Regions from separate parts of the Mus musculus genome. Here region 1 is linked to region 2. A link is a contact called in ENCODE Hi-C or POLR2A ChIA-PET data. All regions are on one chromosome and are shown on one strand. The core of a region is the stretch at or near the end of the contact, and the rest is flanking DNA. Distances in the headings are between cores, read along the strand shown. Region 1 has its middle 25 kb from the start of Gm6145. Region 2 holds the start of 9330188P03Rik (RIKEN cDNA 9330188P03 gene).

Evidence for each region. A loop is a pair of places that touch in the nucleus more often than their neighbours do. ChIA-PET counts read pairs that join two places held with the same protein, here RNA polymerase II (POLR2A).
Region 1: a loop to region 2 is called in a map of Patski, with 2.4 times the contacts of the local background. The contact joins the enhancer-like site here to the promoter of 9330188P03Rik in region 2. A Hi-C loop is called at or near these places in 2 of 37 maps with a recorded cell type or tissue (Patski and T-helper 1 cell). POLR2A ChIA-PET finds 5 or more read pairs at or near these places in 1 of 5 experiments (Patski).

The regions. Positions count from the first base shown.
Region 1 is chr14:105,666,120-105,671,885 of GRCm38, forward strand. No RefSeq gene overlaps it. Among named protein-coding and RNA genes, the nearest start is that of Gm6145, 25 kb to the left of the region's middle. Within about 2 kb of position 1,640, at least 1 of the 3 ENCODE cell types and tissues checked has a DNase peak (open chromatin) inside an H3K27ac peak, as active enhancers do.
Region 2 is chr14:105,585,249-105,591,518 of GRCm38, forward strand. It overlaps 9330188P03Rik (RIKEN cDNA 9330188P03 gene), which reads left to right and starts at 4,301. Exons shown (of 3, transcript NR_102319.1): 1 at 4,301-4,425.

The sequences.
Region 1 (5,766 bases), core at 390-2,889, 78 kb after region 2:
AAGAAGTGTAATGAATTATTTCTATTGTTTAAGGCACCCAGACAAGTGTGTTGGTTACAGCAGTTAACCAAAATACTTTAACAGTTCTCACTGAGTCAAAGCCAACCATAGTCTAGGATATCCACGCTTGATAGCTCCCTGTCATTTGAGATCTCTACTGTCATCTACTATGCTGGAGATGTTTGTCATCTTTCTGTTCCTATATTTTCCACATTTTCTTCTCAAGAAGAACCTTGATGTTTGTGTTGCTTGGCATGAGCTACTATGAACCTGCTCAGAGTCAGACAGAGTTCTTTTTTTTTTTCCCAGTGTTAACTGAAGCTGTACCATCAGAGTCAGGGATGCCATCTGAGGCAAAGAAGATTCTAGCTATTTTCCACCCCATTAGTCAATGTTGTGTCGCTATCTGAACGTATTGTGTTTGGTTATTTGTTTTCCTCTTTTTGCCCATCGCTCTTTACCAGAGCTGTGGTTTCCTGAGGACACACGGATCTTTTCTTTGCACCACCCTTTTCTCCAGCACTTAGAATGGTAGTTGGCAAATAAATACATTTTGAATGAATGATGGAAAACACAGGTGAAACACTGTTAGAATTAAGTGAATGAAATGAGGAAACTGATTCCATATTTTTTCAAAAGAAATGAGGAAGGGGAGAAAAACAAGGAGGAAAGGCGCAATGGGAGAAGATGCTGTGATAGGTTTAGTAGGTTTGAGCGGTGTATTTTTCACAAATGCTATGTTATTCATTATGGAATTCATCATTGGGGTACTCTGAAGCTTCTCGAACAACCTCTCATCTTGGCTCATGAGTTCCAGTGCAGGTTTCTGGAGATTTATTGGTGACAGCTTTTTCTTCCAAGAGAGTATGTCTCACTTGGCTTCCATCCATCATACACACTTCTGACCATTCTTCCTTGCATCAAACTCTCTCTTGAGATGCACAGAAGCCAGAGAGTTCAGTTGGTGCTGTGTTAGCCTCAATAATTTTCTGATTATTTTAGCAGTGCTGGGGAAAAATATGAAGTAAAAGTTTGTCTTAAGAATCTACCCTTTTCTAAATTATAGGTGATGGGACACAATAATAAGTCAGTACTGGCAAGGGTAGATGAGGGGGACAAAAATTCTAAGCCAGTGTGACATTCACAATGAGACTTGTCTCAAAACCAAAACAAATAAAAAACAAATAAACAAACAACAACACAAACGTTTATACTTCCAGGGAACTACTTCAAATACACTCACATTTTTAGAGCTTAACTTAGTCACATTTAAAAGAACATTATTTACATTGTTCAAAATTCACAATTGCCTATAGTTTCCAGACAGAAATAAATTATTCTCAAACCCTGTGGATACAGGGGCTTTGAAATAGACCAATGTGCCATGGAAACATTTTCTGTTGCATTAGTCCACAGGATAAGGAAATGTTCTAGACCAGTCCCTCTTGTGCATATCAAATACACAGACTGTGGGACTCCTGGATGCCATCCAACCCAACCTGCCACATTGCCCTGAAATAGTGTCACACTTTTCAAATTCTCCTATGAAAAGTTTACCTTAGAAATATTTTGTCTGAGTTCACCCAAGGAATTGAGATCACAATGCCCTGAGAAACGTGCTGTGTACAAGGTCTGTGACCAATGCACCAAAAACTCTAATCACCGTCAAACAGAACCTTCTAAATCTGCAGAACTGTGGGATTCGGATGCCCACACACACACAGGAGGAGTAAAGAGATTTCTCTAGCCTTGCCTGTCATCAGTCTTCCTGTTTTAACTAAAGTTTTTGTATCAGACTCAGGGACATGTACAGGGACATGTGAGTTTAAACGGGGTTACATTGTGTCACTGAAGTATCTCTCTATTCCTACGTTTTTCTCCTCACATCCAGTGGCATAGATGATTTGATCTGGATTTGTTTTTCACTGGAGATAAAGAGTATCTTTCGGAAACGTCAAGACAGCTTGTACAGGTTTAATATCAGGGGATAGTAAGATTAATGACAATAAAGAAAATACCAGGAACTGATAACACAACAGACAGACCTGAGTTGGATCAGTGATGTGCAGATGGAGGAGCCAGTTGTGCGGGATGGAAGGACGGGGTGGGAAGGAACAGTGCAGGAGGCAAAGGTTCTCTACCTCTGCTTTTCCTGTGTTTGTGAGTGTGGGCTGCAGTGGGCAGCAGCACCAAGAAAAGGGACTCAGTGTAGAGAAAACTAGTTGTTAAATGACCCTTAGGATCCAGCCTGTTAGAATCATAAAGGCAGCCTCAGTCAGAAAGGTAGGCAAGCCTCCCTCCAGCTCCAGCGGAGGTGCGAAGGAGCATAGCTGTGGGTCCTGGAAACCCGTGTTTGCACCGGACATTATTAGTATTTGAATTGGATGGTGGAGGGACAAGTGCATCTGAACTTATTAAAACACCTTACAGATGTTACGTTTTGATCCCTCTACTTAAGGCCATTTTGTCTGTATTATAAGACAGATTTAAAAAAAAACAGATTAAAGTCATTTCCCATTAAGTTCCTTAACTATTCTGAGAATTCTATGAAGCTCCAGAAGAAGTCCTCCAATTAATCCCTTTGTACCATCAAAGACTTCTATCCGCTATATTCTACTTTAATTATTTGCAAAAAATAGTTTAGGTACAGATCTTACTAGGAAAGCACTCCTCACTACTCTTTCCTTGTGCATACAGAACCCTCTCTCATAAAAATTGTGTTTATTTATTTGGTTGGTTTTTCCCTTCAGAGTCAAGCAGGCTGAAGTGAACCCATCTCATTTACCAAATAGACTTCATTTCAGGGTTACCTTGGCCGGGGCACATTAATTCTGATTAGCTAGGATTTTTGAAAATGAGTCAGCTCAAGATAAATGAAGCCTCCTGCCTAAAACCAATCGAGCTTGGCTGGGCAGGGGCTTGCTTTTCTTGCCTCTCTCTCCCCTCTCTTCCTGCCAGATTGTCTGAGAGTGCGCTGCGCTCAGGGATGGCCACCAGGGATAGCTTCAGCTCATTAACTTGCAGGAAGCTCTTCATAGGCATCACGCTTCCCTCATCTCCCGCGGAGGGTGCACTCGAGGTTTGAGCCGAGGTTTGAGCGTGGGGTGGGAATGGAGGCGTTTCCGTGCTATTTTGGTTTCTTCTACTGACTGGCTGCTCAGCTGTTCATGAGTCACCCTAACCTCAAAATCTGTCATTAGAACAGAAATAATGGCACCTATTTTCTGTGCCTGCCTGAATTGCATGAAGACATTATTCATATTTCTGAAATCCATGTGAGAATTAGTCAAGGTTAGATGTAAGGAAAAATTTTAATGTCATTGCTATTAAGTTATGATTTGTGTTTGTCTTTCAGACTTTGAGAATTCTCTGTACTGAAAAGTTAAGAATGAAAAGAGGTCTTGGGGTAAAATTTGGTATATTTGACAAGATAGTTCAAGAATACATATTTTTTCAAGATCTCTATCTATTTATCCACCATTTACCTTTCTATATAATACATTAGAACTTTTAAACTGTTATATATATATAATGCTGGGTTTTTATTCTCATGACAAATCTGAAAGGATAGTAATTTTAACTGCTGTCATTTTCTCCTGTTCCCATCTTTGTCCTACTTCTGAGACATAACCATACAAATAGATCAACACAACCAGACCTGTCTTAGCTACCATGCCACCATGAAGTGAGAAGCTGACATTAAGGCTTTGGGATGTAAAAGTCGTGGGGGTCGGGGTGGGGCAGTGGTCAGTAAACCGATTTTACCTGGATTGGGCAAGATGGTAGAACATTCCAGACCTTTGCAGAGACTGGAAATACCTGACCTATTCTTATGCTTTTAGAAAAGGGTCTCACTATGTAATTCATGCTGACCTTGAATTCATGGCAATCCTCCTGCCTCAGCCTCAGAACTTATTTATTCAAATGTTTACTTAATGACACGTTCTTGAGTAGCCTGTGCTGAATTAGACACTAGGGATGCCACTTACAGAAGACACTTGCCATAGGAGACCACACTTTAGAAAGAAGATACTAATGGAATATGGAAACAGTGTAACTCCCATGATATTTAGGAGATTCTCACTCAAATGTTGCAGATAAATGGTTCCTAAGGCAACTATTTGGAACCTCGAAGGGAAGGAATTCAGCTAATAAGGAGAAGAAAGCTCATCTATATCTTAAATATATTTTTCCTACAGCTTGTCTTGCCTACTTTAGTTGGTCTTTTTAATTTGTGAGTTTAATTTATTGTTGTTTCTGTTCCTTTATACTTACAAAGAAAATCATTAGAGGACATGGTTTTGTTTCTTAAAACATTTTATCTATAGTTGATATATTTATGAATTGTAGCTCTTAGCATTATACAATGTATGCTGTGTAGCCTTTGGTAGGGGATCATACGCAAATGTCAAAATTATGACATCATTTCACTTTTTTCTTTCAATATCCAGCTAGCTTACATGGCAGGTTTGTGTGTACAGCATATATCTGGAGAGACTATATCCAGATATTCTTTATCATATTAAGCTTCTTACACAGATTGTTGTATACTCAACCATTTGTTAGGAGTGTTTTACAAAGGCTCTGCTTGCTTGCTCCTCCTGGTCCACCCTTTTAAGGTTCCTTTCACATTGAGCAGTCTGTATTACTGATTCTTACCAATCCACTTCTGCCAGTCAGAACGGTCTTTGTGAAAAGCCTCTACGAACAAACAAAAGGAATCAATCAGATACCTGCTTTTCACTCTTCCCATCTTCTTAGGGTTTCCATTGCTGTGAAGAGACAGCATGACCAAGGCAACTCTTTTAAAGGACAACATTTCATTGGAGTTGGCTTACAGGTTCAGAGGACCAGTCCATGAAAACCAAGGCAGCTTTTAGGCAGGCATGGTGCTGGAGGCGCCGAGGGTTCTGCATCTGCAGGTTATCAGAAGACTCTGAATCATAGTGACCAGACTTAAACATACATATGAGACCTCAAAGCCATGCCTCCACAGTGACAAACTTCCTCTAACAAGGCCACACCTCCTCCAATAAGGCCTCCTCATAGTGCACTTTCCGTGGGCCAAGCATATTCAAACCACCACACAGGGTCCTAAAGAGGATAGTCTCAAGAATTAGCATTCTTCTGCCTAGAAGGGGCTCAGGTATGCAGCACCTCCCATTCCTGCACAGAAAAGATGGAGCGTAGTGCTGAGCCTCTGAGCAGGACTTCCCAACTCTGTTGCTGGAGTCACCAACTCATAACCTTGGTTCCTGATTGGATCAAGTATCACAGGTCTTGCTCCTCCTAAGCAGGACTGCCTGGTTATTGGCCTCCATCACATGACCTACATGGAGCAAGGACCTTTTTATCTTGGTGCTGTACTTTCTCTTCTGAAGATGCATTCAGAGAAAAGTAGAATTCTGGTTACTATTATCACAAATGTTCTGCTCATTAAGGCAAAATAAAGAAAAATATATTTTTATTCTAACTAGATCATGGGGATCGATATGCAAAGTTACTTTTAGATTTACCTAATAGTGTCATCTATAAGGCACGTCATCTCAATTTCAAACATTAAGTAGAATGTTTTGCTGTCTTTAGAAACTAGTTCATGATGATAATTTATGCGAAATCCCATACACATTTTGATGCTTTATTTTCATTCCTCAAAATAAGATGATGATAAACAAGTCAGACACATGTATAGAAATTGATAGAAATCAGGTAGTTTTTAAAGTTCAGATAACTATCAACTCTATTTCTAATTCATGGGATTTTCAT
Region 2 (6,270 bases), core at 3,051-5,550:
GTTTCAACCTTATTTGTGGACCACGCACACATTTATTTATAAATGGAGCCCTCTGGATGAATTCAGTCCAGTCACAAGCCAAATAGATCAAGAAACAAAAACTTACTCCCCCTCCCCCTCCACAAACAATGTCTGTAGCCCTGACTCATAAGTGGAAATCCCAGGAGGCAATTTAGGTTTCGTGGTATATAAAGTATAAAACACTTTTTCAACGTATTTATTTATTTGGTGGGTATGTGTGAATGCACACATGCCATTCGTGGGTGTGGAAACCATAAGAAAGATGGCAGGATTCGCTTCTCTTCCTTCCACCGTGTGGGCTCTGGGTGTGGAGTTCAGGTCATCACACATCTCAACAAACAGCTTTTTCTGCCGAGCCATCTTCTGGTCTGATAAAACACCTTAGGAAAAATCTTCCTAGTTATTGTTCGTCTGTCATGTTGCTTGACGACTAACTGCAGAACAATATGTGTGTTCTTTTCCCTTAGGCTATGCTAGATAGCTATGTTTGCTAGTGTTTTCTCCAACCTGATATACCTAAGGGATTCGTGAGGGTCCTTATGCGGCTGGTCGCCATAGTCAGGCTCGGCTGCACGGAAGTACCACTGCCTGATGGGTCAATGGTCTCACTATTCTCATCCTCTTTTTCCTGCTTACAGGTATTTACTGGCACTTACGTATTCTGCATTATGCTATGACGTATTCTGCATTATGCTATGACGTAGTCTGCATTGTGCTGTGACGTCATCTAAGGGGCCTGACTAATAACATCCAGGAATCCTTAAAGGTACATGCGGGTCTGTCTGTTATCCACCTCTCTCGGATCCCTCCAGGTCTCTAGCCAGCAGGATGGTTATTACATTCATTGAAACTTTTTTAAAAATCCCACTGAAAGAGAAGACGACTGTTTCTCGGGTACCTTGTCCTGCTACTGCTACTTGTATTTTTTTTTCTTAAAAGATTATCTCCAATTTCATGTTAGATCACATACTCATTTAATTCTTACTGAAGCAATTTTGCCTTTTAGAGTCTGCTACCAACATTTTCCGTTGTCCACTTTTTTTTTCTAATGTAAAAGAGAAAAGGAGACTGAAAAACATCATGTCTTTTATGGGAAAGGAAACAGCAATATCCACAAACGGATATTAGTTTCTGATGGGTTTATGCCCTTCTTTCCATGAGCAACAGTTTAATGTTTTTGCTCAGCATAAAGGGGAAATGTGTCTGGAGACGTTTCTTTTTTCCTCTCCATCACTCAATACTGATGTTTGTATCATGGTCAGTTTTCACTTACTTTATATGTTGGTTGTTTCTTCTTCAGATTACTTTATAAGAGCAGAGCTCAAAAGAATTTTGAAGGGGAGAAGATTGGGGGAACATGTAAGCTATTTAGATGTTTATAGGACAAGCTCAGCTTTGTTCTGTTTATTTACTTATTCTCTGCTTTGTTTGTTTGTTTTGTTTTGTTTTGTTTTGTTTTGAACAGGGTTTCTCTGTGTAGCTCTAGCTGTCTTGGAGCTTGCTCTGCAGACCTAGCTGGCTTGAAATCAGAGATCTGCCTGCCTCTGCATCTGGAGTGCTGGGATTAAAGACGTGAGCCACCACTGCCCAGCTGGACAAGCTCAGTTTTAAGATGGCTGCAAGTAGTAGAAAAAACAAACAAACAAACAAACAAACAAACAAAACAGTGATATACACATACAGTCCCGTTACTTGCTGAAAAAGTATAAAGACATAAAAACAGTGAAAATCATTATACACATAAAGAGATGGCTCATTGAGAATTTCTTGCTGATTGCTTGCTGTGGTCTTCCAGGGGTCTCTGGAGCTGGAGTGCAATGAGATGCATAGGTCAAGAAGCTCTTAGTACCCAGTGTGTGAGCATCCTTAGGTTGTAGACAGCAATCGTCTCCAGCCTTGCCCATGAGATATTCTGATAAAGGTCAAACCCACAAAATGGACACAGAGCAGCTATGAAAATCAGCTTCTGAAAATATTTTTTGTCATACTAAATAAATAAATAAGCCATTGACTACAGTTTAAAAGTTTCTTATTTTGTTGGCGAGTGCACTTTAGATTTCTTTCCATATGTGATACTTCCTGCCCTTAACATTTTATTGGCTTTATGTCATCAAAAAGACACATTCAATTTGTCCTACAATTACCTAGTCTTAAAGAGCCAGGCATGAATATACATTGTAATTTTATGAATTTTCTCTCACAGAATGGACAGATTTACTGTCATCCCCCGTGCTTCACATTTAAAGTCACCTGTATGACTTATATTTCTTCAATGTGTATTTATTTGTGTGCAAGAGAGTATGCACACATTCAGGCCACGCCCACTAGTGGAGGTTAGAGGATACCTCAGAGACACTCGTTCGTTCTCTCCTACTGTGGGTACTGGGATAAAATTCAGACTTGGTGGCAGTGCCCCTATCCCTGTCTCACTGGTTCCTTTCAATCTGTTTTCAGAACATCCTCGTTGTCTAAAAAGCCATTTCTGTGTCTTTCCCTATAGTATTAAGAGCCCTAAAACTAAGAGAAAAAAAAAAAAAAAAGAATCTTTCAGATCCACTTTTCGTTGTCTATATCGATTTCATGCCTTGTAAGGTCTGCTTCGTTTTCTTAAGTTGATCTCGGATTTATGAGCAAAGTTTTAAAATGCTAAAATGGGGGAAATTGGTTCAATATTTCAAGCATTTCTTCTGTCGCTTTATTTCCCTGCTGTATTAATTTGTGGTTACTCACCTTCTCCTCAGCGATCTCCAGGGAACCCCAAATCTGACTCTCTATGATCTGACACGAACCCAAACATTTCTCCCAATAAATTACATCTCGTGTGTAATAAAGCGAAATTGCTTCTTTAGGCTGGGGGAGAATCCTCTAGGCAGCCATTGGCTACAGTTCGGGGGTTTTGTTCACTCGCATCCTGAGGACGCAGCTCTGAGCCTATGTGGGTCTGGGAGGGGGAAGGTTGCGTTCCCTCACTGGTCCAAACAATGCCAGAATGTTTTTCCCCTGTCCATTCACTTAAACAATGTACCATTCTGTACCTCATAAGCACTTAATTTATTCCAACTCTTTGGCCTGACCTGTAATCCCCTCTCCTTACCCATCTGACCCATCTGCGTTTCATTTCCCACTCATCGATGGCATCCAAAGAGCTAGGCCCAGGCCCTATTTGGAACCATTAGACAGAGATTGGCACTCTTCCCTCTTCCTGCACCACATCCTCTGCTGGAAAAAAAATGACCATCGGATCAGAGAACAGAGGCTGCTTTGTCCCCGGTAACGGGGATCTGGAAGCGTTTTCAATCATTTGTACTCTATACCCACTCAAACGCATTAATGTGATCAACATTGGGTCTGTTGTGGGCATTTTTTCCAGCAAATAGCTTGCTAACATTCCAGGCATGTACTTCCCCGAAAACAAGACTGAGACAGGGCCCTGAATATTCAATTGGAAAATCACCAAGAGCAGAAGCTTAGCTTGGCACGGCTGGTGTTGATTCTTAATAAGTGACTTCCTAAAGCTGAGGCATGGGCCTTACAGCGTCAATGACTTGTTTGAAAAATATTTTGTAGGTGCCTCATACCACTCGATTTCCTGTGGTATGCGTCATATTGTGAGCTATTCCAAGCCAGCCTGGTTAAGCACACTAACTCGCCGCCCCCCACCCCAAGATTGTGGTGTTTAACTAAAAATGTCTTTATACAAGATGAGCTCATAGCTATTACTGCTGATGTAGTTTTAACTGCTTGGATACCAATTTCAGTTGCTTGAAAATGTGCCAGCACAGGGTAAACCTGAGCACAGCCATATCTCACCCTGTAGAACATGGCGGGATGCTGTCCCAAGAAGCAGCGTTGCTTCAGGGGAAAGTGGCCCAGTTCAACACAATGCATACCTTTCACTTTCATTAGAAAGACTTACTGTTCTTAATATATTACCAAAGTCAAGGTGCTGAAGACATCTGGAACACGGGAATAAAATTAACCCTTTCACAGCTTCAGGTATTTTTTGTAACGCTTGCCAGGGAGGAGAGCTAAATTCAAGAAACCGAGAGGATTTTCTCAATTATGTTTCAGAAAGCAAACCCAAAGGCCTGACGTGCTGTTCACGAGTTCAAGTGTACGTGGGTGGGATTTGGGCGAGGGCTAAACAGGATACTGTACGCAAGAGACTTTTGACGAGGGCTTCTAATTTTAGACACGGGGCGTGGGGAGAGCAAATACGGCCGAGTGTCATCAGCACGCCTCATAAAGTATCCGGCACTTCCGCAGGCTGCAGTGCTTTACAGGACTTGTGATGTAGATCGTCGTCATTTTTGTTTCACAAACAAGGAAGGAGAATCTCAGAGATTCCGTAAACTCCATAAAGCGGTGATTCATGACAGAAGCAGGGACGCAACTTCGACCAGTGTGAGTAACCCACTGGGACTTATCTGCCACCTTGCTGCCCGGAGATAAAAAGTATTCTCATCTCTATTACGGCTGCCTTTGTCTACTGTTGTTCAAAGGATTCAGGCTTGCCCGGGTGTCCTGAGCTAAAAGGAGAAATGAATATAAATCTGTGCGAGTTGTGTTCTGTCCTGCTTTCTTCCAGTGAATAGGTTACAGGCGGCATCTAGTTTGGGGCCAGTCCCCAGCGGCTGCGCAGTGGCTATTAACTGATTAGACATTGTCTATGCCATCTCTGAATGATTTGTGTCTCTACAATAGGACCTTTTATAACAGAGAAGAGAGGGATTGATACCCTGGACACTGCCTGGGCTGTGTTTGCCTCTTGGGGCAAATAATTTTCCTTGGTACCAGGAGCAGCTCTGATGTGGCTGCTTTGCCCTTATGTGGCCCGGGGCTTTCAGCTTGGGAGAAAACGTTCAGCCTGGTCTTGGATGAAACAAGAAGGTACCAGAGGGGAGCCAGGGCAGCCATGTTGTTTGTCAGAAGAGAGGACCACATGTGCCTGTCTCAGGATGATTGGCAAGGCAAGAGGATACCAGTGGGAAAAGGTGAAAGATTCTTAGAAGCAATGAGCTACCAAACCATTACACTGCACAGCACTAGGAAGGAGAAGAGGACTTTCAGTTGAGAAAGACTCTACCATGAGCTGGAAAATGGAACTTCTGTGTTGGATGTTTCCTGTGAGCTCAGAATTTGGGGTCTGTCAGGTTGAAAGCTACAGGGTGATACTCAGAGACTGTAAAAGGACTTTAAGTCGTCCCATTTGACTTGGTGTGTAGCACACTATCTGAAGCAGGCATCTTGCTTCTTGATCAAGATAGACACAGCAAACCAGTCTTTCTAAAAACCAACCAACCAGATTTACTTATTTAACATGTATGAGTGTTTTTTTTTTCTGCATGAATGTGTGTGCTCCATGTGTATGTGTGTTCCGTGTGTGCTCCATGTGTCTCTGCCCAAGGAGTCAGAAGGGATTGTCAGCATCCCTGGAACTGGAGTTGCAGATGGTTGTGAGCCACCATGTGTGAGCTGGGAATCCAACCTGGGTGCTCTGTGCTCTTACCCGCTAAGCCACCCTTTTGGCCCGTAGGGTGGGGCTGAACTTTCCTCATAGAGTATAATTTTTAGAAAATACAGATTTTAAAATTACTGGTGTATAGTTTTAAAACATTAGTGGAGACATCAATTCAAAATATCTAACCTGGATATTGTTTTTTTGTGTTTACGTTGTAAGCAGTTCATATTTTCTACTTTGAAACACTGGAAGTTTCTTTGAAGAGAGTTTTTTTTTTTTATCACGTATTATTTTGACTGGGAGATTTGCCACCACAGGATTGTCACATTTGGTGATAAGCCACACGAATATGTCACCAACCTAAAAATACGTTGGCATGTTTATTATTTCTTTTCTTCATTTCTTTCATTCTTGCAGTTAAACTCTACTCTGGAACTATTTAACGAGAAGGTGACATTAGGAAAGAAAGATTTCTTTTTTCTCCTGATAAAGACAGATAAGCTGGGAGCTAGTGAGAAGTCAGCTGGTTCAAGCCATCTCTCGCCTCAAGAATTCACCTTTCACATGTTTCTGCACTGTTATTCTAGTCCCTACGAGCGGCTGCACCCGTCTCCACCCTTAGCAGAGCAGACAGAGGGCACAGTAAGGAAATGTCAAAAGGCAGAAACCGAATGACCTACAGGGGTGTTTCTATCAATTTGGAGATACTGGCTGGAGCCTGTATGTATGAGGCTCACGCTGGCTTGAGTTTTCCCAAAGCCAGTTCCACAGCTGCCCTTCACGATTAT